Linked DNA regions of Homo sapiens: region 1 is linked to region 2. Evidence: read pairs that join two places in POLR2A ChIA-PET (ENCODE). Cell type or tissue: K562. All regions are shown on one strand. Region 1 overlaps ANKRD11 (ankyrin repeat domain containing 11). Region 2 overlaps ZFPM1 (zinc finger protein, FOG family member 1).

Region 1 (2,500 bases), 880 kb before region 2:
CAGCACTTTGGGAGGCCGAGGCGGGTGGATCATGAGGTCAGGAGATCAAGACCATCCTGGCTAACACGGTGAAACCCCGTCTCTACTAAAAATACAAAAAATTAGCCGGGCATGGTGGCAGGCGCCTGTAGTCCCAGCTACTCGGGAGGCTGAGGCAGGAGAATGGCGTGAACCTGGGAGGCGGAGCTTGCAGTAAACCGAGATCGCACCACTGCGCTCCAGCCTGGGCGACAGAGGGAGACTCCATCTCAAAAAAAAAAAAAAAAAAAAAGAATAGCTGGCCAGGTGCAGTGGCTCCCACCTGTAATCCCAGCACTTTGGGAGGAAGGGGTGGGTAGATCACTTGAGCTCAGGAGTGCGAGACCAGCCTGAGTAACATGACGAGACCGCATCTCTACAAAAAATAAAAAAATGAGCCAGGCATGGTGGCATGCATGCGCCTGTGGTCTCAGCTACTTGGGGAGGCTGAGCGGGGAGGAAGGATCACTTGAGCCCAGGAGGTTGAGGCTGCAGTGAGCTATGATCACACCACTGCACTCCAGCCTGGGCCGCAGGGTGAGACCCTGTCCCAAATAAAGAAGAATAAGAATGTTACAGGTGCTCTGATATTTTTCATGTTGGTATTTGTGTCATTCCCGTGTTTCACTTTGATTCCTTGGGGTGGAATGTGAGCCGTTGAGATGAGATCCACAGTCGCTTCTTCAGTACACGGTGCTGTGCTCTTCTCTCCCATCTGGGCGTGACTTAGGTGCCCAGCTTGGATGGATTCTAGGCTGGTCCTGCCCTGAGGTTGGGCCAGGTGTGGCCGCAGTGACATAGGGTCCCCGACAGCCTTGTGTGATGGGCTGACTGGTGCTAGCTCTGTGGCCCTGGCCCCTCCCTTCCACTCTCCGAGCCTCAGTCTCCTACCCAGGACAGTGGTCACGGTCGTATCTACTGTAAAGACTTCCTTGGAGATTAAATAACACTTTACAGAAACAAAACTGCATGAAAATAGAGGCTTTAAAACAATTTTAGTTTGTAAATTGTTTCTCCAGTATAAAAGTAGTTGAAGCTGACATCTTTCTTGGCAAAACAGAAGGGTTAGTCCTCTCAGGCGGTGCGGCTGCGTGACCCCCGATGACCCCAGCACGCGGTTCCCAGTGAGTGTGGCCGTGAGTGACAGCGGACTGCTGACCCTTGCAACATGTGGGTGTTCCATTTGTGCTTGCTGTGAAATGGGACTTTCAAATTACCTTTCCCAAAAATTGGGGGTTTTGAAAGTGGTTTGTTAATGATAACAAAGGCAGTGTTGTTCATATGAAAAGAGGCTTGGACTTAATGTTTTACATTTTTAATTGACATCTCCATTTAAGATGGAAAAGTAATCAGGTTCTGTCTTGCTGAAATGTTGAACTTGTAAGGCAGGTGCGATCGTGCGCCTCAGTGTCCCCGAGTGCGCAGTCCGAGCAGCTGTGCCTGTGGCATCCTGGAGGGTGTGCAGGCCCGTGGCGGAGGGTGTGCAGGCCCGTGGTGGTGGCTGGGCTGGAAGTCAGCTCAGCCAGAGCCGAGCCCCCTCCGCTTGCTGTTGCTGTGCTGGGGTCCCTGTCTGGGTGGCCAGGTTGGAGGTGGGGAGGGGAAGGGCTGCTGTTTTTGGTACCACCCTCCTGCCTCCCCCCAGTCTGGCCTTGAAAGCAGAGAGAGGCTCTTTCTGGGCAGGCCCCTCTGCATCCTAGGGCGTTGTGGGAGTGCAGAGTCTCCCTGGCACCCTCACCCCTGGGGAGCTTGTCGGCTGTTTCTGTGTCCTGCCGTAGAATGCTCCAGGGGTTCCTGGCGGCTGCTGACAGCCACAGGACTAGGTTTGCAGGTCTGTAAGGGATTTGTAGGTGCCACTGTGAGTTCACTTCCATTTCCTTTATTTTTTTCTTTTTTTGAGACAGTCTGGCTGTCGCCCAGGCTGGAGTGCAGTGGTGCGACCTCGGCTCACTGCAAGCTCCGCCTCCCGGGTTCACGCCATTCTCCTGCCTCAGCCTCCCAAGTAGCTGGGACTATAGGTGCCCGCCACCACGCCCGGCTAATTTTTTGTATCTTTAGTAGAGACGGGGTTTCCTCGTGTTAGCTAGGATGGTGTCGGTCTCCTGACCTCGTGATCTGCCCACCTCAGCCTCCCAAAGTGCTGGGATTACAGGCGTGAGCCACTGCGCCCAGTCCACTTCCATTTTCAACATAAGTTTTTGTTAAGATTTAGAAACAGGTAACACCATACTTCCATTATTATCAAAAAAATATGCGTAGTAATTATGCCAAGATAAATAACTCCATTGTTTAGTAGAATCAGTTTTTATTTTAGAGTTCTGAGGAATTATCTGTGGCTAGGCATCTTTAAACTGCAGTAACTTATAGAAGATGCTGTGTCATTTAAGTTAGACCTGTTCATGTGAAAATGGGCACTTGTGGCTGAGCGGCGCCCCCTCCTACTCCCTCCCCCTCCAGGCTCTGGTTGATGGGCAGAGAGTCCCAG
Region 2 (2,500 bases):
CTGGGGACAGAGGTGCAGAGTGACCATTCCTACACGGGAGCGAGCTGGGGACAGAGGTGCAGAGTGACCGTTCCTACGCGGGAAGTGAGCCAGGGACAGGTCTGAGGGGGCACCTAAGCTGAGAGCTGGATGACAAGGACAGCCTCGGAGGAGTAGAGAGGGCATCAGGAGGCACTGCCTGGAGCAACCAGCTGCAGCATGGAGCCCAGCGGGTGGTGGGCTTAGCAGGGCCAGGGGCTGCCGTCGGGACAGGCCGCCAACGGGAGGCTCCTCTCCTCTGTGCTGAGGCAGAGAAGGGGGACTTCTGACCTCTGAAGGATGGGGCCAGTAACAGAAGGGGTTTTACGCGAAGCACAGGCACCTGGGGGCGGGGACGGGCCTCAGAGCAGGGTGAGCCTGGGAGAGGGGAGCGGTGGCAGCTGTGTGAGGAGTGGACCCTCGAGATTTGGAAGCGGCTGTTCAGAGAGACTCAAGGGTGAAGTCCCAGGTCTGGGAGTCGGCGATGGTGGATGGGTTTGGGAAGCGGTGGGATTTGGACAAATCAAGCATTGCTTTGACAATGAAGGGTGAATAGGCAAGGCTGATGCTCTCCAGCTTGAGGGGCAGGGGGCCACTGAGGATGCCTATGCAGGTGAGGGGAGGAGACAGGTGGGCTGGTGGGGAGACAGGTGGGCTCGGGGTGATGCCTGTGCAGGTGAGGGGAGGAGACAGTGAGCCAGGGGGGTGCTTGCACTGGTGTGGGGAGACAGGTGGGCTTGGGGGAGGGGAACACCTGCACAGGTGTGGGCAGAAGTTACAGGTGCGTGGGGTTACAGTCACTCATGGTACATCAAGGGCCTGGAAGGACACAGGGGCTGTAGGTCTGCAGGTCTGGGGCTCAGGGGAGGCGTGGCTAGACTACAGAATTAGTGGAGAGAAGACCATGAGCCCACCCCAGGAGTGTGGAGGGAGAACTTCAAGGGGAGACCAGGGCAGACTCAGAGCCTTGAACCTGGCTCAGCAGAGAACCAGCTGGGGGGCCGAGGGGGTGTCTGTGAGCAGGGCAGGCAGCTTCCTGGGGAGAGGCGGGAGAAGGCCTGGGCCACCACCGAGTCAGCGGCTACAGGGGAGGCACAGGGTGGAGGCCCAGGCGGTGGTCTGGTGGGGGGAGACTGGGGTGATGGCTTGAGGGAGTAGGGGTGACTGATGGCGTCTGCCAGGTGTGGGGGCCCCAGGGTCTGTGCAGAAGACGCGTGCCCGAGGCGAGTCCTGGGTGCGATGGGGACGGGCTCTGGCCACACGCCAATGACCTGGGACGGGCGATGGCAGCGGTACCCAGCCCTGCATGGTGGGGACAGTAGGGGGTTATGCAAGCCAGGACAGGCGCAGGGCCCTTCGTGAGGCTCAGTGTGCTGCCCTAAGCTTCGAGTCCGGGCCGTGGCGGGGCCCTCTGGGGTGACTTCAGGTCTGGGTCCCGGTCACAGGGTCCTTGCTGCCTCTGAGATGAGCCCCCAGGAAGGGTTGCCAGGCCCGAACTCCCACTCCTGCGGCACAGGTGTGGACACTGAGGCACGTCTGGGTGCATGGCGGGTTTGTGCGGCACTGCTGGGCTGTCTTCCAGATTCTCCTCTGCGTCTTGCATTCCAGGGCCTCGCTTGGTCAGGTTTGGGGTGGGGCTCAAAGGGGGTGAGGACACTGGAGTTGTGTTTTTTACCCCCTTTGAGCACCTGTCACTCACCAGAGACTGTATTCGTAGTTTCTAGACACCTTTAAACAGTTTACTTTTAAATGTACACACAGTGACAACCCCCCACCAGGTTTCTATTTTTTAGAACATCTTGTACCCTGCGCCCGCACCTGGGGAGGACTTGGGGGCAGAGCCTCCTGAACCCTCCACGCAAATTCATGCACAACAATGCAAATGATGAGCAGACTTGAGGGGTCCGTGCCTCCCGTCCCCGCTATCACCTGGTCTTCAACAGAAGGGGTGTCTGTGAGGAAAAGGCTGCTTGCCTTCCCTGGAGCTCAGGTCCCTGGGAGGGGGTGGAAGCCATGTCTGTCCATTGGCCTTGGCTACGGGCCCCATCTGGCCAGACCCTAGTGGGCAGGTGGACAAAGACATCAGAGACCACTGAAAGCGCTGCAGACCCAGGCCCACGAGCTGCGGGCAGGAGAGCGAGCCCTGGACTGGCTGGGAAGTGCCTCGGGCTTCTGAGGCAAGAGGCCGCTGCCTTCTTTGCCTGCACTCACCAGGGCTGCTGGGCAAAGCTGAAAAAAATGCAGCTAGTTCAAGTAGAGTTGGAAATGGGCTGGGAATGGTAGCTCGCGCCTGTCATCCTAATGTTCTGGGAGGCTGAGGCTGCAGGAGCACTGGAGGTCAGGAGTTTGAGACCATCTTGGGCAACACAGGAAGACCCTGTCTCTATAAAAATGTTTTAAAAGTTAGCCAGGTGTGGTGGGTCAAGCCTGTAGTCCCAGCTACTTGGGAGGCTGAGGCAGGAAGATGGTTTCAGCTCAGGAG

What was found. ChIA-PET counts read pairs that join two places held together with the same protein. Peaks named below come from ENCODE experiments on the same cell type or tissue, not always from the same donor. Only the 100,000 strongest peaks of a DNase experiment are listed, where the experiment ranks them.
Region 1: POLR2A ChIA-PET joins it to region 2 with 5 read pairs; 1 of 35 experiments calls an interaction of 5 or more read pairs at or near these places.

Annotation. Positions count from the first base shown.
Region 1 is chr16:89,413,033-89,415,532 of GRCh38, reverse strand. The region is part of intron 2 of ANKRD11 (ankyrin repeat domain containing 11); the gene reads left to right. The region is part of intron 1 of LOC128462377; the gene reads left to right. Among named protein-coding and RNA genes, the nearest start is that of ANKRD11, 76 kb to the left of the region's middle. In K562, no CTCF peak of the experiment used is centred here; a DNase peak (open chromatin) is centred at 1,152.
Region 2 is chr16:88,536,260-88,538,759 of GRCh38, reverse strand. It overlaps ZFPM1 (zinc finger protein, FOG family member 1), which reads right to left. Exons shown (of 10, transcript NM_153813.3): 10 at 1,729-2,500. Among named protein-coding and RNA genes, the nearest start is that of ZFPM1-AS1, 6.5 kb to the right of the region's middle. In K562, no CTCF peak of the experiment used is centred here; a DNase peak (open chromatin) is centred at 1,319; H3K27me3 peaks cover 669 bases.